2 separate regions of the Homo sapiens genome follow, and region 2 is linked to region 1. A link is an interaction called in ENCODE POLR2A ChIA-PET data of the cell type or tissue named here. Cell type or tissue: endothelial cell of umbilical vein. All regions are shown on one strand. Each heading gives the region's core, and the rest is flanking DNA. Links, peaks and the distances in the headings are about the cores only.

What was found. Peaks named below come from ENCODE experiments on the same cell type or tissue, not always from the same donor. Only the 100,000 strongest peaks of a DNase experiment are listed, where the experiment ranks them.
Region 2: POLR2A ChIA-PET joins it to region 1 with 6 read pairs; 17 of 35 experiments call an interaction of 5 or more read pairs at or near these places.

Annotation. Positions count from the first base shown.
Region 1 is chr3:63,866,929-63,873,864 of GRCh38, forward strand. The region is part of intron 1 of ATXN7 (ataxin 7); the gene reads left to right. Among named protein-coding and RNA genes, the nearest start is that of ATXN7, 6.5 kb to the left of the region's middle. In endothelial cell of umbilical vein, for the core only: no CTCF peak of the experiment used is centred there; a DNase peak (open chromatin) is centred at 3,883.
Region 2 is chr3:63,917,476-63,935,396 of GRCh38, forward strand. All of the region lies in intron 4 of ATXN7 (ataxin 7), which reads left to right. Among named protein-coding and RNA genes, the nearest start is that of ATXN7, 63 kb to the left of the region's middle. RefSeq lists an enhancer at 4,526-4,625. In endothelial cell of umbilical vein, for the core only: no CTCF peak of the experiment used is centred there; no DNase peak of the experiment used is centred there.

The sequences.
Region 1 (6,936 bases), core at 1,937-6,936:
TATTGATTTATTTGAGTCATAAGATTTCTGGGTTTTTTTTTTTTTGAGAATATGAAAGACTAGTTAAGAAAATTTGTGTGTTTATTTGATATTTGCTTTCTGAAAATATAAAAAATTATGAGAGAGCTAGCTATATATGGTCTTTATTCTGGGTCTGTGAAATAATGTAAGGAATTTTGTACTATGCTTTTAGAGCAAGAGTTATCCTGGGGGTCTGTGACCCTCCAAGGGTTGGTTTCAAGGGATTCCTGAACTCCCTGTAGTTGTGACCAGAACTTTTTGTGTATGTGTATTTTTCTGGAAGAGGGTCTGTAGTTGTTTTAGAAAAGAGATCCAGGACTTAAAAAAATTAGAGACACATCTTTTTATTGAATAAAATGGAAGTTAGAATTCTTTTCTTTTCTTTCTTCTTTTTTCCTTTTTCTTTTGAAACAGGGTCTCACTTTGTTGCCCAGTCTGGAATGCAATTGCATGAAACTGGCTCACTGCATCCTTGACCTCCTGGGCTCAAGTGATCCTCCTGCCACAGCCTCCCAGAGTGCTGGGATTACAGTCATGAGCCATCACAGAATGACCATTCTAAAGAGAAAAAAACATTTTTGAAAAGTAGATCTGTGTGCTCGTTACTTGCCTTTTAAAGTTATCTTCAGGCTGGGCACAGTGGCTTATGCCTGTAATCCCAGCACTTTGAGAGGCCAAGGCGGGTGGATCATTTGAGGTAGGCCGAGGCGGGTGGATCATTTGAGGTCAGAAATTCAAGAGCAGCCTGGCCAACATGGTGAAACCCCATCTCTACCAAAAATACAAAAAAAATTATCTAGGCGTGGTGGTGTGGCCTGTAATCCCAGCTACTCAGGAGGCTGAGGCAGGAGAATCACTTGAACCCAGGAGGCTGAGGTTGCAGTGAGCCGAGATCACTACACTCTAGCCTGGGCAACAGAGTAAGACACTGAAATAAATAAATAAATAACAAACAAATAAATAAATAAAGTTGTCTTCAGACTTAGAGGTGTAAAAGCACTTCCATTTTATTCCCACAACAAAGCATTGCCTATCAGTTGATAAGCCAAGCTGGTCTGACGTGCTAGTCCTGCATGTACTGTGGCTGTGTTTTTAAAAAATTATATCTAAAAATTCAGACCAGATCGTTTGATGGTAGATAAGCAAAGATTTGATCTTGACACCAGCCGTTGGAGTAAATGGGTCTTTCAGCTCCACTCTCTTCTCTCCAGAAAATTTGAAATTTGACTCAAAGGGAATCATTGTAAGAAAATGTGTTTGTGCCTTGGCAGGACAGTAGAACATGATGGGAAAAACACAGTTTGAGTCAAAATAGACTTAAAATTCAAATTTGGTTTCCTTTATTCACTGTAGCTACTTACCCTGCTTGACTCTTCAGTTACTCATCTGGATATGGCTAACTAGTAGAGTTGTTGGGAGGCTAGCTAGAAGTTTCCCGTATAAAAGTCTTAGCTCCTCTTTGGCCCGCAAGAAGGACTTACAAGCCAGGTTTGGGGAACCATTAATAAACATCTGAGGAAACATGTATATTCATGGTATAGGATAATAAGTACATTATTTCCAAATTGGTGTGATGAAGATATTAACACTTAAAACATTGTTTTTTAAGAAAAAGATTTTCAAAAATGAGTTAGGATTGAGTGGTCCCCAAATATAGATATTTAGAGGAAAGTGGAAAATGATGGTTTATTTGGCAGAGGGGAGGACATGGATGCTGCTGGGCAGGAAGAAATGATAGCCACCCACCAGCATTATATTTCTCTCTGTGGGCAAGATTCCATTTAACATTTTCTCTTCACTTATAATCTGAATTAAAAAACTAAAATACTGCACATGTACTTTATAGTCCATCACCCCTAAAAGTGCTTCAGCACTCCTTTCGTTTTGAGACCTTCACAGGTAACCCAGGGACTTCATGGGTGGAAGTTACACTTATAACTTTAGTTGTCTAATTCTGCTGTCTTTAAAATGCCTTCACAGTTGGGTACCTGTGTTGATTTTTGTCAATAGGAAAGGGTCTGGCAGGACTGAATCATATTTTACTTTAAATGCTGAAGTAAGAGAGGGCATTATGAGTCAAAAGAAAGTGTGAGATACGTAAATAAAATACTGTATAATGCTTATGGCCATAAAAATAAACTTGCTTCTACTATTTCTATAGTCTTAACCTTTCCTGTCATTTATTCGTGGTGATCATTTATGCTTTCTGCCCTTGGGTTGGGAAATGGTTATGAACACAGCCTTTAGGCTTTGAATATGGCCTTGATTCTCATTTCCTGAGCTCTCTGGTTGTGTTCAACTTGGTCCAGTCTCCTTCTTTGAGTCTAGAGGAGATGACCATTAAATGGGATAATAAATGCAAAAAAGTTTTGCTTACTCCTAGGCTCCTAGTAAGTACTCAGAAAGTGGTAGCCATTTTGAAGACAGTTACATTCTCATCTTTAGAAGGAGATATCATACATCTTTTTCTTTTCTTTTCTTTTTGTTTTTTTTTGAGACAGAGGCTCATTGTTGCCAAGGCTGGAGTGCAGTGGCATGATCTTGGCTCACTGCAACTCCTGCCTCCCAGGGTTCAAGCTATTCTCGTGCCTCAGCCTCCCTAGTAGCTGGGATTACAGGCATGTGCCACTACGCCCAGCTCATTTTTGTATTTTTAGTAGAGATGGGGTTTCGCCATGCTGGCCAGGCTGATCCTGAGCTCCTGACCTCAGGTGATCCACCTGCCTCGGCCTCCCAAAGTGCTGGGATTACAGCTGTGAGCTACCGCACCCTGCTAGAGATACTATACATCCTTTTAAAGAGAATACCTTTATTCATCCTTATTCCCACTTAGACCTTCTGGAACCATCTTACTTTCAACTCAGAAAAGCCTTTTACATTTTCTTGTTATGATAGGCAGGTATCCCAACATCTTGATGACCTATTGGACTTCTCCATTGTTCTTAGCCAATGGGGTTGCATTCTCTATTGGCCTGGCAGGTTATATCAAAATCTTGGATATGTCAGGGGCCAAACCAACAAGCCTGCACAGGTTTGGAGCTGTGATCCATCAAACAACTGTGTGATTTTATAGCCTGGAACAGAGATCAGCAAATTTTCTGTAAAGGACCATATAGTAAATATTGTTTACTTTGCCAGCCATCCAGGTCTCTACACCTACTCAGCTCTGCCATGATAGCAGGAAAACACTCATAGATATAAATGAATGGGTATGACTGTGTTCCAAGAAATGTTGATGAACACTGACATTTGAATTTCATGCAATTTTTATGTGTCACGTCATATTTTATTTTTTCAACCATTTAAAAATGTGAAAGTCATTCTTAGCTCCTGTTATATACAAATCTTAGCTAGATTTGGTCCATGGGCCATAATTTGCAGAATCCTTGCCTAGAATATTAGATGCATAGATTTGTGGCATTGCCAAGCAACCACCCCCAACATGTGCACACACACGTATGTGTGTGTGTGCTCACACACTGCTGTTTTATTTAGCATACTCTGCTTTTGGTATGGCAGTTTGATCTAATGCCTCATCTCTTTGGATAGGATGAAACTTCAGTCAATAAGTTTTTATTAGTCATATTGTGTGGCCGCCTTAGCACATGCATGATTCTGTCACCAATTAATTTTATTTATTGTTAAGTGTTCTCACCTTGCCCATTTTTTTATAGAGCTTGATGATTGGACCCTCTCAGATGTGATGGTTTTTGAAGGGAATCAGTGCTTTTGGAGCTGTCTTTTGCTTAATGTTCCTATTAATCCTTCTTTGCCGTGGAAGGGAAGTAATTAATACTGGCCTCTCAAGCTGCTAACTAGACATTCTTTCCTAAAGGAAATCTGTATCCTGGCCTTCCCTATTCCCTTTCTGCATGATATGTTTGGCTTTATAAAGCACACAAAAATTCCTCTTGTGTTCTAACCCCTGGAGATTAGCTCTAGGATTGGTGTGTACAGAGCATGTAGATATATATGTCTGTGTGTAATTTCATCCGGCCATCACTGAAGCTCTGAGGGCTGCTTCTTTTAGTTTCACCTTTTCACTCCCTCTACCTTTCTCTCCTGGCCATTGTGTAAGGATGCAGATTTGGTGACCTGATAACTGCTCTAACTGATTGGTTTATTTTTTGCTTCGTTTCCTGCTTTTCAACATTCTCTACTGATTTGCTTATTTTGCAGCAAGTACACTCTTTTTGGAGTTTACCTTTTCAAAACAACATTGTGCTGAAAATAAAACCACTAGAGATTATTTGGGTATTGTAGGATTTTTCCCCCTCCAAATGTACAGTAAATACAGTATAAGAGGCATGACTCAGTATTTTAGATATAGAATGCAATTTAAAAAATTGTTTGCCATTTTATATATAGATATTAGAGGTGTAAAATGTGTTCTTACTTTTAGCATTTAAGGGTTTCCTTCTTGTTAAAAAAAGTAAATTTGCTACGTATCTTTTGGATAACAGTTTGGGCAATATGAACCCAAAGTCATTACAAAAAAAGAAAAAAAGGTAAATTCACATCTAGGAATTTAAAGAAACAGTTGGTGAAGTATGCACAGATGTATGTACCAGATTGCTCACCTGTCCTTTTTTTATAACAAAACATAGAAAGTGATCTAAATACCTATGGATAGGGGATTAAGTGAATTAGGGCCTATCCATGTAGTGGAATATGCTGCAATCTTTAAAAAGAATGATGCAGTCAATATTTATTCATAGAAAAAAAGGTATATAATGAGACTATGTATAAGATGGAACTTTTAGAATAGGGTTTTAGTCATCTTTGAAGTATATGGAAGAAAATGCCAGGAGCAAGAATTGTTACAGGGGAGAATCTGTTTTAATTATTAAATTATAATCTAAAACTATAATTTTGATTATTAAACATTATTATAATCTGGTTTGTTTTTAAATTTAAAAAAAAAACAGATTATAATTTAATGCTTTAATTATCAATTAAATTGTTCCTTTTTTTTCCTTAGCCAGTTACCTTCAAATTCAACTCACCTTTATTTGCACCTGCATCTTTGTGGTTTAACTATGATAATTTTAGCAAATTTTCACTTCAGTTATTTTGGCTTTGGAGTATGTTCTATCTCCTATGCCCCACATTCTGGTGGAGATACAGTTCATTGTTTATATGAAATTAGCAACATTGATCTAGCCTTGACGAATGAGAAACGTAACCACATCTGGCTGTGACATAGTGACTCTTTGTGGACTTTGGGCCTTAGAGTTTGTTATAGGAAACTTTAGGACGTGAATACACTATAAAATATAGAAATATTACGATAATTCATGAAGCATGTCTGTCAGTTATCTATTGTTAACAACCCATTCCAAAAGTTTGTGGCTTAAAACACATACCATTTTATTTGCTCATAATTAGGGCAGAGCAGTTCTCCATTGGTAGTGCCTGGCCTGAGGTCACTAATGTGGCTGCAGTCCTCTTAAGTCTTGAGTCAGAACTAGTTAGTCAAGCTGGGCTATCTCTCTGAGCTCCACATAATCTCATCTTCTAGCAGCCTAGATCAAATTTCCTCAGGTGGAGGCACTTTGTTCCAGGAGGGTGAGAACTGCAAGGTTTCTGGAGGCTTAAGCTTAAGAGTCACACAGTACCACTCTGCCATATTCTGCTAGTCAAAGCAAGTCACAAGGCCAACTCAAATTTTAGGAGTTGGACAAAGATACCCCCTCTTGATGGCAAATGCTGCCAAGTCATATTGCACAGGATAGCCTACAGGGAATTGTTGCAGCCATCAACATATGTGCCAACCTGCTTTTGTTATAGTAACTAAACTCTGTTTGTTTGCCATGATTGATAAAACTCTGTTCTGAGGAACAGTGCTAAATGGTTTCCTGTGTTACCTCTTGGGATAACAGCTCTACATGTAGGTAGTATTATCCCATTTTAAAGGTATGAAAAGTGAGCCTTAGAAAGGTTAAGTAACCTGCCCTAGAGCTTTTATCTAGTTAGGGACAGATCTTAAAAGTTAAGGAAAATTTATGTCTATACCAGTGTTTCTTAATCCCATCACTAAAGAACTTGCATGGGGGAGGGAGAGAGGAAGGGTGGGAAGTGGGAGGAAGCGTAGTTTTTAAAATCTCAAAATCCATTATCTTAAAATTTTACATGAATTTTGTATTCTACTCTATAATATATCCCTTTTCAATGTGAAATTCATGGTTTAATTACTTGCCAATCAAATTAAATTTTATCCCCCCAATTTTTAAGAAAATGCAATTCTTCTAGACACAGTATAACAGCTAATCAGCCAGAGATCTTTGGTTGTAAGCAGTAAGAACTAAATCTGACTACTTTAAACATAAAGAGATTACTGGAGGGATGTGGTGACAACAATGCCAAAGAATCAGGCTTCAGAGTGAACCAGATCTAGAGCAGCTTCAGGGATCCAGGTAGCAGGACTCAGTAGACAGTCTTCTCAGGATACAGGAGGGCCAACCTCTCCAGCAGTTTTTAATCCCACTTTCTACTGAGAGTATATCTTTCAGGCCCATACTGGGTCCCAGCAGGTGCCTTGGTTATTGCCTCACTCAGCCAGTACCCTTTAGGGGAGTTGTCATTCCCCAGAAGTGGGAATTGATGGAGGGCAGGTAAAACCAACAGATATTTACTATCTGAACATTTGTGGGCCACTATGAGTGGACTTGGTTTAGACATTGTATCACATATAAGCGACACCATAATGATCCCTGGTTCACCCGTCTCCTTCCCAACCCTACATCTAAGGGTTTTGTTTTGTTTTGTGTTTGAAACAAGCTGTCCTTCTGTCACCTAGGCTGGAGCGCAGTGGCACAATCGTGGCTTACTGCAGCGTTGACCTCCTGGCCTCAAGCAGTCCTCCCACTGCAGCTTCTCAAGAAGCCGGGGATACAGGTGTGTGCCACCAAACCT
Region 2 (17,921 bases), core at 8,515-13,514, 57 kb after region 1:
CTTAGTTGCACAGCAGATTTTAAAACCTATATTGTGTCATTGTAGGAGTCAACAATGGTATTGGGAAAAATGACATCTTCTTTGGGAAGCTGTCCATAACTTCTCTAAGTCTAACCGTTGTGTGGTATCAAAGTACTCTGTACTTTTTCTTTCTGCATTCTACGTGTCAGCATTTGAAACTCTGCATTATGTGATGGCTCCTTGTTAAGAGAGTAAGTTCCCTGAGGGCAGGAGTGTTGTTGATGAAGGCATATTCAGCTCCTGCACACCATTGTGCTCAGTAAATATTTGCCCCAAAAGTGGATGAGTAGAGCTACTAGGAAGATTGAATTGAGTCACTCTAGTGTGTGATTCAAATGACCAATTTTTCATTGTATTGTGACTCCAAAAGAAGACAGTATTCTGTGTGTTTGTGTGTTTAGGGGGTGTTGCTGTATGGCCCCAGGGGAGGCCAGAAGGTTTCAGCACTTTTCGTTGCTCTGTCCTTAATATAGTGCTCCATTTACACTTTCCAGAAAGGGTACAGACAGGACATCACCTCTCTTATCTTTGATATTTAGGCAAAGAAGTAGAATAGCAACCCAGTGTGATGTCCACACTTGATGACAGGTTATTTCCTTCTCATAATTAACCTGAACGTGATTGAGCCTGGGGCAAGATGGAAAAGTGTGTGGTTAGCACCTGTAGGCAACTAGAGTTCAAAACAAACAAACAAACAAACAAACAAAACAGGCTTGCTAGGAGTTGGATAGCCTCAGTAAACACAGACTGAGTCAACAGAGTACCACCTTTTTTCTTTCCTAGGGGAAAAAAATGGTTCATGGTTAATTAATGGAAAACAGGTGTTTGTGAAGTATTTTACTGTTAAAGGTACTACATTGTGGGTATAATATCCTCTCCCTTAAATAGCATTTCTGTTTTTCTCTAGGGTTTCTTTTGTCTTCTTTTCTCCTCAACTGTTTCTTATGAACAATTTGAAACATACAAAGTAGAGAAAATATTTTAATGATCCTCCTTGTATCCATCACACAGTTTCAGCAAATAATGAGTCATGGCCCAGTCTTGCTTCACAAACTCTGCCCTACTCCCCACAGTGAATTATTTTGAAGCATATCATTTCTTTTGGTTTTTATTTTCTGCTCACATGGACTTCAACTTATTTCCTGCAAAATGGAGGCTTTTTGTGTTCTGCACCTTTCTTTTGAGGCAAGTCAGGCTACCATCCCTGATCCTCTCTGTGGGTGTGTAAAGGTTCTGCAGATGGCAGTACTTGCAGTCTGCTTATATCTTATGTGCAGATATAAACCAAGCCTCAGACAGGAATCGGTAAAATCCAAGTTCCCTGCCTCAGCATCACCTCGTGCTTGTTGAACATTAATGCACATGTAAGGAGCAGTCAGGTGATTTGGTTACAGATCGCCCACACTTAAGAAACACCTCCATAGATGAGAATCAGCGTGGCCGTGACAGTGGGCATTGTCCTTGCTGACAGCTCCTGTGCGTGTCTCCTTCCTTGTAAGCTCTTCACTAACGCGTAGGTGCAGGAACCCCCAGAGACCCAGAAAGACCCTCCTGTAGCAGGGACTTTTCCCCAGTTGCAGCGTGTGGGCCAAATCTTGCCTGCATGGTTTTTGCATTGCATTGGTTGGAATAAAAACTCAAAAGATTTCATGACATGTGAAAATTATATGAGACTTCAGTGTCAGTGTCCATAACTAAATTTTATTGAAACGTAGTGACGGGCATTCATTTACTTGTCTGTGGCTGCTTGCTGCATACAGTGAACAGCAGAGTTGACTACACACAACAGAGACCATATGACCCACCAATCCCAAAACACTTACTATTGGTTCTTTACAGGAAAAGTTTGCTGACCACTGTTCTGATGAATTCCTTGGTTGATAAAAGGAAACCCAATCTGCAGAATCGCAGAATACAGTCTTATTATTCTTGAACTGTCTATTTTGAAGGGGAGAATCTTCAAAATAATAAAATCCGTTAGTCTTAAACCAAGAGTTCATTCAATATTAAAGAAACATGTTGAGTTAGAAGGAAATAATGGAGAGTAGAAATGGTTTCACATAAGAAGGTTGCTGTCTTTGTCCACTTTTATCATTCACTATCTTTTTTTTTAATTATTATACTTTAAGTTTTAGGGTACATGTGCACAATGTGCAGGTTTGTTACATATGTATACATGCGCCATGTTGGTGTGCTGCACCCATTAACTCGTCATTTAGCATTAGGTATATCTCCTAATGCTATCCCTCCCCCCTCCCCCCACCCCACAACAGTCCCAGGTGTGTGACTTTTTTATGGCATACACCTGGTTGGGAGCAGTTCACATACAGAGCACGAATAGCGCTGTTATTGCCCCAGCTTCCAAGAGCCATGGACCATGAGAATGGTGCTTGTGTTCTGTTAAGCCCCTCATGGTATGTAAATATGCAAGAGAAAGAGTCCAGAACTTTCATGGAATTTCCATTCAAATTCTCCAGAATCGCTGCCCCTGAGCTGGTTTAGAGAAGCTGAAGCCTTGTTACAGGTCTTAGGAGTTATAGGAAGAATTCACGGGGAAACAAATCTGCATTTTGATTGGAGAAGAAGGCAGACGTTGTTCTTTAGGCCCCATATCTTTATAATTTTGTGCTTACTGGAAAGTAACACCTGGCACAATCCATGCTGAATTTCTGAACCCTCATGTTTCGCAATTCATGGAGACCATGCACATGTTTCCATGTGCACAGTAGGATGGGGTTCCCAAGCTGTGTCCAATTTACAGTTTTGATTGGTTCTTGTAAACTCTAATCTCAGGAGGGAAGTATGAGGTATTTATAAATCACAGTCCTGTGATCTAGGTATCACCATTATCTCCATTTTACAGATGAGGAAACTACGACTCAGAAAAGTGAGGTAGCCCGCTAAGATCACAAAGCATGTAAGAGGCCCTGTAACCCAGATCTGTCTAATTACTCCACAGCTCACATGCTTAACCATTCTGCTGTTCCGAGCCCTTTCCAGAATGTACATGGCTTTTCATGAGCTTGAGCAGGTCACCCTAACCTTTGTTTTTCTTATCCTTGTCTAGAAATACTGACCTTTACCAAAAGCCATTTTTTTTAAGTAAAAATATCAGAGCCTTTTCTTGCTGTGCCTTACAACAGTCGGTGTGTTGTATTTAGTTGTTCTTTTATAACATTTTTTCTTTGAGGGGGAGGGGAAGTATCTACAGTTTGCATTAGAAGTAATGGGCTTTTTAAAAAAAGATTAAATGAAAGCTAAGGTTGCAGCAGATAGCAAACACAATCATCTGGGATTTGTGCCATTAAAAAAAATTCCTTTAGAAAGGGAGAAGTGAAATTTCACTATTTAAATAGCATTTCAGTGCAAGATTGCTTTTAATCACATTGTTGTTGAAAGTTTTTATTGCAGTATTTCTAATAAATGTGCCCCTCTGATTATTAAAGTATTTTTTGATTGAAGTTCTAAGAAAAAGAAGCCTGTTAGTAGACTTAGCAGTTGGAGTTACTGTACTTTTGAGAAAAAGGCAGAGGGTTACATTTATATTCATCTTGTACAGCAGGGATTATAATAAATGAGCAGAAGAAGGAGAACGATTTTTGCATTTCACCCACTCATAACGTAAAACTAGATTAAGTATTCTTGTTCTTCTTTGTAATAAAGACCCTGCTAGCATGAAATGTTTTTTTCTCTTATATGTAAGCATATGGCAAGGAAAAAGCACTAGTTCATTATCAATTAGATTCACAATCTTAAAACAGAAACTATTTCCCTCCCAGGTTATACAGATGTTTTCCATAATCCTGAACTCCAGTCATGCAACAGAAAAAAAGGTAATGCTTTTAACCAGTGGTCCCCAGGCTTTATATTTCAAACAAGAAAGTTTCAGAAATAATTTGGGGACTCCAGACATACGGTTGTTGGCAATTTATATGTACTTCCCCTCAAAAAAGTATGAGAACATTGTTTTGGAATAAAGGACAGTCCTTTAATTGTGAAAAAGCACTGTGGTCTTCGCAGAGAAGAGTATCTATTTTGGTGTTTGAGTACCATAGCTTTAAATCATTATTTCCAAAAGCGTGTTCCAGGGAACCCTGTTTCTGTGTGCTCTTGGTTGGTGTTATGCAGAAAAGAGGTTCCATATGGCAAGTTTGCAGAAGTTAGCTTTACACAGAGACAGTTCTGGGAACCCCAGTTCTAGAATTAAGCCTGGGCTCAAATCTAAGATCTAGTAGGTGAGCAATTTGAAGGAAACCGCATAGCTTTACTGAGCCTCACTTGACTCAGGTATAAAATGAGAATAATGCTAGTAACTAATAGGGGTTGGGAGAATTAAATGATATAATGCAGGTTATCAGTAATGAAAGCACAGTGTCACAAGCACGCCTTTAATCAAGTCATCAGCCAGGACTGTCAGAGGAGCAGCAGAAAGTGAAATGCCAGTTTTGCTTTAGCACACAAGGTGTAGGCAGTGAGAGGAAACTCTGGCATGACAGAGTGTAGCAAATGAACCGCAGTTTTTTTCTTTTTCTTTTTTTTTCTTTTTTATTCTTTTGAAACAGGGTCTTGCTGTATTGCCCAGGCTATAGTGCAGTGGCATGATCCATGGCTCACTGCAGGCTTGACTTCACTTCCTGGTCTCAAGCAATCCTCCCATCTCAGCCTCCTGAGTAGCTGGGGCCACAGGTGCACACTACCATGCCCGGCTAATTTTTGTATTTTGTTTGTAGAGACGGGGTTTCACCATGTTGCCCAGGCTGGTCTCAAACTCTGGAGCTCAAGAAATCCTCCCACCTCAGCCTCCCGGAGTGTTGGAATTATAGGCATGAGCAATCATGCCCAAACCTCAGTTTCATGCCTTCTTGGACTCTAGTAAAAATGGGAAGTGGGAGGTGACATTTCTTAGTTCCTCCTTTAGCCACCTCTTTGACTTGCAGAGAGAAGCATGATGTGGGTATTTACTTTTTCCTGCTTATGCAGAGTTGTACTTGCTCATCTTCTGGAAGCCTGTAGTTTGTGCTTCTTTATGCTGCTGCTTGTAATGTTTTTCAAACCCCCTTTTTTCTGGGCAAAAAAGGTAAATTATAGGCAATGTAATAAAGTCATCATGAAGGTGGGGAGTGGATCAGAAAGATAAATGAGGATCCTACTTACATGATTTTTTTAATGTGTGGTGATAGTCATGGGGGTTTTCTGCCTGTAGAGGGAATTTAGAAAATTGCCTTTTCAGTTCTTGGAAATTTCCAATTTAACTTAGCAGTTCTTCACTTAAATTACCTTGTTCTTTTTGGAAACTATATAGGAAGATTGGTTTTAATGGAAAAAATTATTACAGAAGTTAATACATGCTCACTGTAAAGATTTTACTAATAATAGAAGTATGGAACACAGAAGCCATCATTCTGTGTAATCCCACTCTGGGCCAATTTTGTATTTTCAGTTACAGGATTTGGACTTAGGGCAAATCACACTCGATCAAGGACACCTATGTAACTACTTTGGGCAGTTACTGGTAAGCAAAACTGAAACTTGCCAACCTGGTCATTTCACTTTCTGACCAGTTTCAGACCGTGTCCTTTAGTAGGCCTCAGTGTATTTTGTTTATTTTGTGATTACTGCCTTGAGAATCCTCTGACTGTTTTGCCTTAACTTCACTCATTTAGCTTTTATCCCATGTTCTCTGGGCCTCATGCTAGGCTAGATAAAGTCTGAGGATACAACTCCACAGAAGGTGAGAAAGCACAGTCCTAACTCCCAAGTCAGGCAGTTGGTCAGCAGATACTTAAGTGCCAGGTTTTCTGATGGGTGTTAGGGATAGAGTGACACAAATCAGATGGAGCCCCAGCCCTCTAGGGAAGTGAGATACAGTAAATACACAAATATTTCCAAGGACTGTTGAATGCTGTGAAGTCAAAAGTAGGGTAATGAGTTGGGGTTAGGGGGATTCTAACTAACATGATCAAGGAAGACTTTTCTAAGCATTTAACATTTGAGCTGAGACCAGAATGCCGAGAAAGAAGTAGCCACAGGCTGGGCGTGGTGGCTCACACTTGTAATCCTAGCACTTTGGGAGACTGAGGCGGGAGGATCACTTGAGTTTAGGAGTTTGAGACCAGCTTGGCAACATAGTGAGACCCCATCTCTACAAAAAAAATTAGCTGGTCATGGTGACCTGTAATCCCAGCTACTCAGGAGGCTGAGGTGGGAGGATCACTTGTGCCCAGGAGGTCGAGGCTGCAGTGAGCTGTGATTGCGCATACTGGACTCCAGCCTGGGCAACAGAGCAAGACCCTGTCACAAAAAGTAAAAAAGAAAGAAGCAGCCATCAGATCATCTGGAAGGGGCACTCTGAGAAGGGAAGGGGGAGGAATGTAGGGAAATAATGCTGACAAGGTTAGACTGTAGAGGCCAAGGAAAGGAATTTGGATTTAAGTGTAATGAAAGTTGGGGGGATAGTTGGTGGTTAGGGGTAGCTTCAGCAAGGGAATGATCTAATTCATGTTAAGATCACTGGCTAATATGTGGAGGGACTGGCTGACCAGGTTAGAGGTAATAGTGGCTTGGACTTTGCTAATGGCAGTGGTAATGCAGAGAGGTTATCCTGTTCAGGATACGTTTGGAGGTGGAGTTTACATGATTTGATGAAAAATTGGATGTGGATGAGGGAGAAATATAAGAATTGGGATTTGGGGCTTGAGCAACTGAATGGTACCACTTAATGAACTGAGGAATGCTGGCGAATGTGGGAGACTTAGGGTCAGCAGCTCTGATTTTGGCCACACTGCTTTTGACGTACTTAGTGGGCATTCATGTGCGGCTGTGGTGTCAGCAGTTGAATACACAATCTGGAGCATGGTGGAGCAGTCTGGGGTGGAGACTGGGTCAGTCTGTATCCTCAACATACAGAGGACATGGAAAGTCGTGGGACCTAGGTTTGTTTCCTAATATAGGAGTGTCAATAAAGAATCCATTAGGGCCAAGGGCTGAGCCTTGGGTCCCTCCACAGTGAGGTGGTGGGTGGGCGAGGAGGACTCTTCAGTGAGGCAGTAAGGAAACCAGATGAGTGTGATGGTGGTGAATCTGGGAAGAGAGAAGAACATGCTTTAAGTGAGGAGTGATGGTCTCTGTTATATGCTGCTGTGAAGTAAAGTCAGGCCAGAGAATCGATCTCTGGCTTTGACAGTATGAAGGTCATTAATGACCTTAATCTGGAGAGTTGGGGAGGCAGAACCCTCATTGTATGGGGAAGTGATAGCCTGAGCTGAAGAAGTGGAGAGGGCAAGTATGGACAGCTTTTTAAAGGGTTTCACTTTGAAAGGGGATTGGAGAAATGAGGCAGTAGCAGGATGAAGACATGGGGTAAAGGATCTAAGGGAATGATGAGGAGGTTTGTTTTATTTTATTTGGATAGTATTAGGGAATGTTTGTCTGCCACTGGGAATGATCCAAGAGTAAGGGATAATTGGTCACATGTGAAAAGAATTGATAATCACAAGTATAGTACCTTGAGTTGGAAAAAGGAGATGCAACTCAGAGTCCACATGGACAGGCTGGTTTTGGATGGAATCAGAGACTTTATCACATTCTCATGAGAGGAAAAGCATATGGATTCAGTTGCAGGTAGGGATGTAGAATTGTGGAATAAGATGGTTAGTTCATTCTCGTCATTTCTGTGAAGGAAGAGGGAAGTTGGGAGATCATCTGTTCACAGTAAGAGGAAGAGTTTTGTCTTCCTTTTTAAGTATCCAGTCAAGGATACAGGGATACAGCCAAGTAACAACAGACATTTATGCATCCTTTGTAGTAGGGATCCCCAACTTCTCGGCTGTGGATCAGTACCCGCCTATGGCCTGTTAGGAAACAGGCCACACAGCAGGAGGTAAGTGGGGGTGGGGGACTGAGCATTACTGCCTGAGCTCCACGTCCTGTCAGATCAATGGCATTAGATTCTCATAGGAGCACAAACTCTGTTGTGAACTGTCCATGCCTGGGATCTAGGTTGCGTGCTCATTATGAGAATCTAATGCCTGATGATCTGAGGTTCCCCTGACCCCCCCAACCCTGGTCAGTGGAAAAATTGTCTTCCACGAAACTGGTCTCTGGTGTCATAAAGATTGGGGACTGCTGCTTCAGAGGCTTCCCAGCACCCTTAGAAGAAAATGTAAACTCCCTAGCAAGGCCTGGATAGTGGGAGTGTGTGCCCAGAAAATCAGAAATCTCAGCAACTTGAGGTGGAATCCTGTCAGAGCACTGGGGTGAAGAAGTAGAGATCAGGAAAGGAAGGCTTCCTGGAAGAGGCGAATGGGGAGAGTTGGAGAGTTAGCCAGTCTGGTGTGGAAGCAGCTTGTGAGGCTGGGGCATCAGTGTGTGGGAGCCTGGAACTTGTTGCAGCCTTGGCAGGTAGGTAGTGGAGGACAGGAGATGGGAGTAGATATGTTTGAAAGATCACTATGGTAGCATTGTAGAAATGAATTGGTGGTAGCTAAAGTTAAGGGCCAGTTGGGCATGTAGCCACCTCCCTAATGTGAAATCCCCAAGTTTCTAGGTAATGATAAATGGAGGAAGTGGAATTTTAAAATGTACTTATACAATCAAATGAATCAAAATGAATTGTTTCTCCCCGGTAAAACCCTTTAATGGTTTCTATTTGCTTGCCTTTGTTCGTTCATACAACACATATTTATTGAGCATCTACTTTGTGCTAGGTATTTTCAGGAAAACAACAGCAAAGAACTGCCCTCTAAAGGTTTATTTTAGTGGAGGAGACAGGCAACAACAACGAGTTAAAGAAAAGTATATGGCAGGTGGTAAGGGGTGTTTTGGAAAAAGATGAAGTATGGGAAATACAATTTTAAATGGGGTGAGAAGGGATTTTCTGAGTCGTGACTTGTAGGATGTGAGAGCTTCAGTCGTGCATATTGTGGATAAGCTTTCACACAGAAGGAACAGCAAATCTGAAGTCTCTGGTTGGAGAAGACCTGGTGTTTTGAAGAACAGCAGGGGGCGGAGTGGCTGGAGAGGCCAGTGTGGAGAGAATGCTGTGGAAAAAGGTCAGGTGCTGAAGGGTTATGAGTGAGTTGGGCAGGCAGATCACACAGGGCCTTGTAGCCCACTGAAAATCCAAATCCTTTACTGTTGCCTACAGGCTCCACTTGGGCTTTTTCCCACTCCTCAGTTCTTGCATATGCTCTTCCCACTGACGGGCTACTGCTTCTCCTGCTGCCCCACACCTCTTCCCTGATGGTTTCTTCTAAACCTGCTAGACTTAGGTTAAGTGTCACCGTTTTTTTTAATTTGTCCTAATGCTCTCCCTCCCCTTGCCCCCCAATGCCCAACAGGCTCCAGTGTGTCATGTTCCCCTCCCTGTGTCCATGTGTTCTCATTGTTCAACTCCTACTTATGGGTGAGAACATGCGGTGTTTGGTTTTCTGTTCCTGTGTTAGTTGGCTAAGACTGATGGCTTCCACCTTCATCCATGTCCCTGCAAAGGACGTGAACTCATTCTTTTTATGGCTGCATAGTATTCCATGGTGTGTATGTGCCGCATTTTCTTTATGCAGTCTATCATTCATGGGCATTTGGGTTGGTTCCAAGTGTTGCTATTGTAAATAGTGTTACAGTAAACATACGTGTACGTGTGCCTTTATAGTAGAATGATTTATAATACTTTGGGTATATACCTAGTAATGGGACTGCTGGGTCAAATGTATTTCTGGTAGGAGTCACCTTTTTGAATTTTCCACATCACTCTCTATATTGCTTTATAGCCATTATCAAAAGATATCCATTGCTGTCTGGTGTCAACATAAACCAAGCCATCACTCTTGCTGAAAGGTGCTGTTATTGTTAGATTTGGGGTATAAATGCCAGGTAGAAGGAATTATCATGAGAAGTGTTTACATAGGTCTTGGCTAATTTGCACAATTGGCCCGGAGGGGGAAAACAGTATAGACCACCCACTAATAATAATTCTTGTTGAAGGAGGGAGATAACATTCACGGCATAACACTCCCCTGTTGGTGATAGAGTGTGGTTCGTCTTTGGTTCCAGTGTCCTGGTATTCTTTTTTGATTGAGTAACAATAAGCCGTGAAGAGAGAAATGGTTTTGGAATAGCTGGTATATACAAATAAATGACGGTGTGCTTGAATCCCTCTGTTACATCACCAGGGTTTTCTTTCCCAAGATAAACTCTGTGCTTTTTTCCAGCCTCTGAATAGGATATTTATTTTCTCCCTTCCCTTTATTTCTGTTTCTAGGCCTTTTTCTTTCCACTCTGATGAACTACTGTACTGGAGACAGACTCGGTGTCTGCTGTAGATTTTAAATGCTACACTTTCTGTTCCTCTTATCTTAGCCCCATGTCTGGTGAGCTTTTCATTGTTAACTGGCAGCTGCGATGGCTATTTCTTCAAAAGATGTTGTTGTTTGGTAGATGTTTTCTTAAAAGCTGGTGGCTGTTGCTGAAAATAATCTGTGTTGTGTGAGTTTATAATCTATTCATGAATCATATTCTCATTGTGGTTGTAGTTACGCTAGGGTAACAAATACAACAATTAATTTTTTTATTCATCAGTGCTGGGTAGTCTTTGTAGAAATTTCACAAAGATCCTCTTTTTTTCTTCACTAGTAATTCTGAAGTAAAAATAGCTACTGAAGGCTGAGCGCAGTGGCTCACGCCTGTAATCCTAGCATTTTGGGAGGCTGATCTGGGAGAATCACTTGAGCCCAGGAGGTTGAGGCTGCATTGAGCTGTCTTCATGCCACTGCATTCCAGCCTGGGTGACAGAGCGAGACCCTTTCTCAAAAACAAACAAAAAAACAGCTACTTATATATAGGATTTAGATAGATGGCAATCAAGAATTATGAACATGTGACAAATCCTTATAGCTATGTGGTTGCATACCCATTTTTTTTTTTGAGTGCCAAGGTATTTTTGAAAAGTAATTGATAACTTAAAAAATTAAGCATCTTAGACAATACCTGGTAGAAAGTAGTGGTAGTAATAATAGTAGCTCTCATTCTTTGAGCACTTACTGTGTGTGTCACGCACTGAGTAAAGAGCTTTACATGGACTGCCTCAATCCTTACAGCAGTAGTCTGAAACAGGTATTTATATTATCCCCGTTTTAAAGAGGAAACTGAGGCTCAGGAAAGTTACACTGTCCCAAATCTCACTGCTTATGAGTGGCAAAGCTGCGATTCCTGGTCTGGCTCACCCCATGGCCAGATGGTTCCCTGATTTATCAATTCAGCAGTGGCTTATTTCTGCATGTTGAGCTGACATTTGTGGGGACAACAGGAATAGGCTTTTATTTATTGGTAAATGAGTAAAGCATCAGGCGCACTCCAGAGAGCAGTTTAAAATCAGGGAATTTGCTTGGTTAATGTTTTAGATAATAGCAGCAGTAGTGAAGTTCTGGTGGAGAGGGGGAAATGGATTATGTCAGGACCTTGGGCCTAAAACCTTTGCGAGGCTTGAGTGTGCATATTAGTCCACATAAGGGTTCATCTAAACTCTGTAGGGTATATAGTTTGTAGAATGCATGGTGGAGAAATGGTTAACTCTGAGAAAGCAAATCCTAATGGTTAGTTGAGACAGGTGAAAACAATTCAGAAATTAAACATAAAAGGGAAATGGCGTATTTATTACCCACTTAGGACAATGTCTACATCTGAGAAGATAAACACAACTATTACAACATTTTAGAATAATGCATGGAAATCATTGTAATCCAAAGATTATCTAGGAAGCTTTCTCTCTCTCTCTCTCTTTTTTTTTTTTTTTTTTGTTTGAGATGGAGTCTCGCTCTGTTGCCAGGCTGGAGTGCAGTGGCGCCATCTCGGCTCACTGCAACCTCCGACTCCCTGTTTCAAGCTATTCTCCTGTCTCAGCCTCCCAGGTAGCTGGGATTACAGGCATGCGCCACCATGCCCAGCTAATTTTTGTATTTTTAGTAGAGACCGGGTTTCACCATGTTGGCCACGATGGTCTCGATCTCCTGACCTCGTGATGCGCCTGCCTCTGCTTCCCAAAGTGCTGGGATTACAGGCGTGAGCCACTGCGCCCGGCCTGCCTTTCTTTTGAGAATTAGAATTGTTAATTTTTACTCGTACCCATTAAGCAAGGCTCTGGTTGATATTAAGTAACTAAGTAGATTGATCTGACCTCTCATTCTTTTTTCCCCATCTCTGCTTGCCCGGGTGGTAATGCTACCCAGAAAGGAAATAAGTTCAAACAACAACAAAGGACAGAACTTTTCATCAGATATTTTCTTTAGACTTGGTCATGTTACATTACTGTGGCCTTACCTGTGTGTGTCAGGGCGGGCACAAGGCCGATGGGAGTTTGCTCAAAGACCAGGCCAGCTTGCTCTCTCTGACCGCAGAGCCTGTCCCAGAACCCTGTCCTTGGCTCATCACACAGTGGTTCACACTGTATATTGCCAGTGAGCTGACTGACAAGTAGTGGAGAGATGACTGAGAGGCTCCCCGATCCATCCACAGGAACTGGGAATTACCTGCCCAGTAGTCTTTGGCAGGAATCTAGGGTTTTGAAATGGTTATGACTAAATAGGACATAATTTTTTTAACATGAAAAATGGGTCTTAATATATATTTTAATGGTTCTGAAATAGTGCCGAGGACTTTGAGAGGTCAGGCTTTAATGCTTGATTTGGTAAAATTTACCAGCCCCTGTTCAGAGACAGATTTTCCTTGCATTTTAAAAGATAAGTTTTTATTTTTATTCCCAAATCCCCAGGAAATTTTAAGTGCTGTCAGTTTTGTGAAAAGGTAACTAGAGAGTGAGTAGGGAATATACCTTGCAAGCTATTGGTTTGGCCTCATTACTCAAATTCTTATTTGCCTGATGAAGATATCCTGTAATAGGATCCCTTTGTGTGTAGCCCCTCCACAGCTTTCCCTGGAAGGCCTTGGCCATGATTCTGTCTATATCTGGGCACTGTCAAATGAAGAGAGAAGTCCAGAGTGGAAGAATAGCCACTTGATCTTTTTCAAATCCCAGAGTTTACAATTTTTTTTTTTTTTTTGAAGATGGAGTCTCGCTCTGTTGCCCAGGCTGGAGTGCAGTGGCGCAATCTTGGCTCACTGCAAGCTCCGCCTCCCGGGTTCACCCCATTCTGCCTTAGCCCCCTGAGTAGCTGGGACTACAGGCGCCCACGACCACGCCCGGCTAATTTTTTTTGTATTTTTATTAGAGACGGGGTTTCTCCGTGTTAGCCAGGATGGTCTCAATCTCCTGACCTCATGATCCGCCCGCCTTGGCCTCTCAAAGTGCTGGGATTACAGGCATGAGCCACCGCACCCGGCAAGTTTACAAAATTTTTAATGGATTCGAATGTATCTGTACTGCTTAAGAATTTTTGCACCAAGTTTTAGGACACTAGACAGGTGGCTACTTCTGTGAAGATACAATAAGAACTTGCGCATTGATTTTGTTAAATATGGCTGTTGATTGCCGTATGTGGCTTGGGAGAGTAGAATGATGCTGTTTCAAAGAACTGCTAAGAAAAGGTGAGACACAAGGATCTAGAAGAGGTGGACCCTTAACGCTGGAGTTAATGGTATATACAGTAGAAGTTTTGTTTGTTTGTTTGTTTGTTTGAGAGAAGGTCTCACTGTGTTGCCCAGGCTGATCTTGAACTCCTGGGCTCAAGCATTCCTCCTGCCTCGGTGTCCCAAAGTGCTGGGATTATAGGCGTGAGCCACCACATCCAGCCTACAGCAGAAGTTTGCTGATTTATTGTTTCTAGTGCTGATCTTCTTGCTGTTACTAACTTGTAAACACCCGCCCCCCCAAAAAAAAGTAGAGGAGAAAGCATGAAGCTTAATTACCCCAAGTTGTATTATAACTCTGATAAAGGTTTTGTAGGCAATAGCTGTGAATACCCATGTGTGGAATCTATGCTTATAGTGTGTCTGGCCTTGACTAGGTTGTCAGGGGCTCAGGGAGAGCCCCTGGAGGCCATAGAGGACACTTCGGGACTTTCTCTTGCTACAGAGAGCAAACTGAAGGCCCCTGGCTAATGAGGCCGCTACAGGTCTGATCCAGTGTTCTCTTTTCCTTATGGCCTTTTTGTCTTCTCTTCAGAGAAAAGGAACATTATTGCCATCTATTTTTTTATTTTTTCAAATACCCTTGACTGTATTTATTCTGTATTAGGTGATCTCCTTTGTCTCCACCCATACCCTCTTTAAATTGCCCCACTGCCCCTGAAACTTTTACTTTAGGAAAAGAGTTTACATTAAATGCTGCTCTCTTTTAGTGTCTCCCTTGTCATTTAGGTGACATGGGTGGCAGATGTAAGTTTTAACGATAATAAAACTGTGTCAAAGGAAAGAGAAGCCTGAAGTTTGGAAGTAGACACAGGAAGGACGAGGGTGTGGGCTTTGAAATCAGGGATTCTCAAACTGGGGTTATTTGAGCAATGGGAGGTCCTTGCATCACTTCATGTATATGTGCAAAATATTGGCCATATTTACCTGAGTACAGTTTTGTAGGGAGAGAAAATATACCTTCCAACAGATTTTCAAAAGCCCTCATGACTCAATAGTGTTTAGCACCACCAATGAATATCCAAAGTGTTTTTTTATAAGATCATCACAAATTTCCATTATTATTTTACTTGTACTTAAAGCAGGTGTTTGTGCAGGTTCCCATATTCAAGGTAATTAAAAAATTTTTTAATTTGGTTTCTAAATGTTTTGTTTTGCTTAGTGCATTCACTGCTGTGTTTTCTGCAATATTAATTACAGAAACATACAGTATTTTGGCTGCATTAAAAGTTAAGAGTCAGAAGTAGGCCAGGCTGAGAAGATGAACCTTTTTTTGTCATAGTAATACCACATAGGCATGCATCATTTCAGATAGACAAAAAAATTTCAGTCCTACCTGAGGTTTTGGAACTGAAGTTATTTGTAAATTAAGGGCAAATGGGAGACAGACTTTAGGACTTGAGGTGGCAGCCAGGGTGATCTTTCTAATACTCTCATATAATAGGGTCTTGTTTTTAAATGACTTCATTGATTGCCATTGCCCTTAGGGTAAAGGTAAAACTACTTAATGTGGCTGGTGGACAGTGTTGTATTTGCCTAAGGCCACCACAGCCTCTAAACTCCTTGGCTTTTTCACAGGTTATGTGCTGTCCCTGTGTAGGTACACTTTCCTTTTTCCCAGACAATTTCCCTCTGCTCCTTTCCCGTGACCCCTTTCCCCAAGAAAGAGAAAATTACTTCTCATCTCTTAGATCGGGGCTTAGGCAGTAGTTCTTCCAGGCAGCTTCCCCAGGCCTCTGGTCCAGTTTTATGTCTGCTCCTTGCTTTTTGTGTTCAGCCATAGGGAGATTGTTACATGTCATCACAGATAGATCTGTCTAATTTTATTCAACTACCACCTAGTTTTTGGTATTATGGGTGTGCTATTCTTGTTTAAACTTGACCTTTATGGATGGACATACAGACTCTTGGCAGTGTTGCTGCTTTTACCGACAGTCCTACAGTTATTTTTACAAGTTTATTTGCAGTAGTGATGCTTTTGTTTGCTTGTTTTGTAAGTAAACTCAGACAACTTAAGAGTGTATCTAAAGAGGTAATGTCAAAGTGCCCTCCAAAAAGGCTCTACTAGTTTCAGGTGTCAGAGGTCTATCTAGATGACAGAGAAGTATGTTTTATGGCTAGGGACATGTTTCCTTTCTCTCTGAGTCTCTCCCTAAGGAACTGGCAGGCTCTACCTTTTTTTCCTGTGTCTCCCTTTCTTCAAGTTTTGGGCTGTTGAAATTATAGTTTTCTGTCCTGTAGAAACTTAGAGCCCTGTGATTTTAAAATGCAGTCTGACCTTCAAAGTAGTCAATGTTGTTGTTAAAGGAAGAATTAATTGTAGGCTTCCTGGTTATAATAATGTTCTTCATCCAGCATCTGAAAGTACCTAGGACATTAGCTTTTTTAATCCACACAAAATCTGAGGTACAGTTTTTGCCACCTTGTTGTTGACTTTCTTCATGTACTCTGCAAGCCCTGGCCTCCACAGTCTCAAAAGCAAAAACTGTTTTTGCCTCCCTCAAGAAAGTCTGTGATGAGTGAACTATATATCTTGTAACAAGATTTTGGGGTTGAACAGGAAACAAAATGTTAAGTGACTATAGTTTCAGCTACTTTTCTTTTGCAAAAAAGGGAAGTAAAATTTCCCTGTGACTGTGGTAATGTCCCTTGTATCCCTCTCAATTAAGTGGTATTCTCTACTGGGTATTGAAATAAACCTGTGCAAAGTAGTTTGTTATATAACATTTAATGGGCAATAAAGGGGTGCGCAGTGGTTCCTGCTGAATGGGTAGTCAAGTTGATGCTTCATAACTGTCGTTACCTATTGGAGGGAGTGGCTAGTTGATTTTCTCTTTTCTGTTGTTTTTTTTTTTCCTAAATTAGCCAGTATGGTTATTTATTTTAAGATATGACCCTGGGTTTTCCAAAACAGTGGTGATTGGAAATTGCGTAGTTGGTTGAATCACAAATGTTGTACTTAAAAAGCTACTTATGTTCATCATTGTTTTTAGAATCATCAATTGGCCTAACTCCTTTGCAGCTAATTGCTGACACTGTATTCGTATTGAGAAGCCAAAGACTAATTCCTCCAGGAGCTGGGGAAGTCTGAAACCACCCCCTTGTGTCCTGTCCTTTCATACTTCTTGCCTGCTGGCAGCCTCTTCCACCTCCCACAGCCTACTCATTCCTGCCTACTCGGAGGCTATGATAGAGTCTGGCCTCTTTGGCGCACAGTGTCCTGATGATTTGCCGCTTCTGGGAAGAAGATTCACAGAGGGAAAGAACTGCTGGTTTTCTGGGTTCTTGGGGGCAGGGGATGTTTTTGTTTATGCTTATGGGAACCACTCTGAGCCATGGGTGGAGAAATCATACAGTCATCCTACTTCTTTCCAGAGATCAAAATTGAATAGGGGTGGGGCACTAGGAAAGAGATGTTCTTGGTGAGAGGCAGAAAGAGAATATTTCTAGATGGGAACTGAAGGAATAGAGAGTGAATTGAGGAGTATTATGTTGTGGTGACTCAGTTTTTAAAGTACTTCCTCTCTGAGTTCCTGTAATCACCAAGAATTTTGTAGGAACTTAATGTTTGTTGCACAGCAGCATCAGATTTCTGGGTTAGAGTCCCTACCGCACTTACCACAGACCTTGGGCAAGTTATTTAACACCTTTTTGTTTCAGTTTCCTCAAAGTGGGCATGGATTTGAATTGTGTCTCCCCCATAGGGCTCTTACGAGAATGCTTTAATTAATGTAGAGTTTCTCAGTCTCAACACTGTTGACATTTGGGCTCAGATAATTCTTTATTGTGAGAGAATGTTCTATGCATTGTAGGATTACAGTAGTTAATCTTGCTGTGTGTTAGCAGCCTCTCTGGCCTCTACCACTGGATTCTAGTTGTGACAACCAAAAATGTCTGCAAACGTTGCCAGTGTTTCCTGGGGGCAAAATTGTCTGTGCTTGAAAACCACAACTTTAATATATAGAAAGCCCTGAGCACAGTGCCTGGTATGTAGAAATGTTCTTCAGTGTTTACTGCATAGTAGGTAGCTTAGTAAAGGTAATGAATGAATGAATGAATGAATGAATGTTGATGCTGCTGCTCTTCCACTATTGAAAGAGTGCTAGTTCCTTTCTCAACAGTCACATTATGGAGGAGATCACTTACGGCGATTCCTGTGGCCCTGCAGTAACTAAATTATTTGGAGTGGCTACCAAGGGGAGCACTGTCTCCCTATCTTGAGTTTCACTGGTATTGCACAGTGGCACCTATGAAGTTCCAGAGTAGCCCTTGCTCTGTATAGTCTTATTTCCAAGATGCCTACTTTTCTCTTGTTTTAGTAT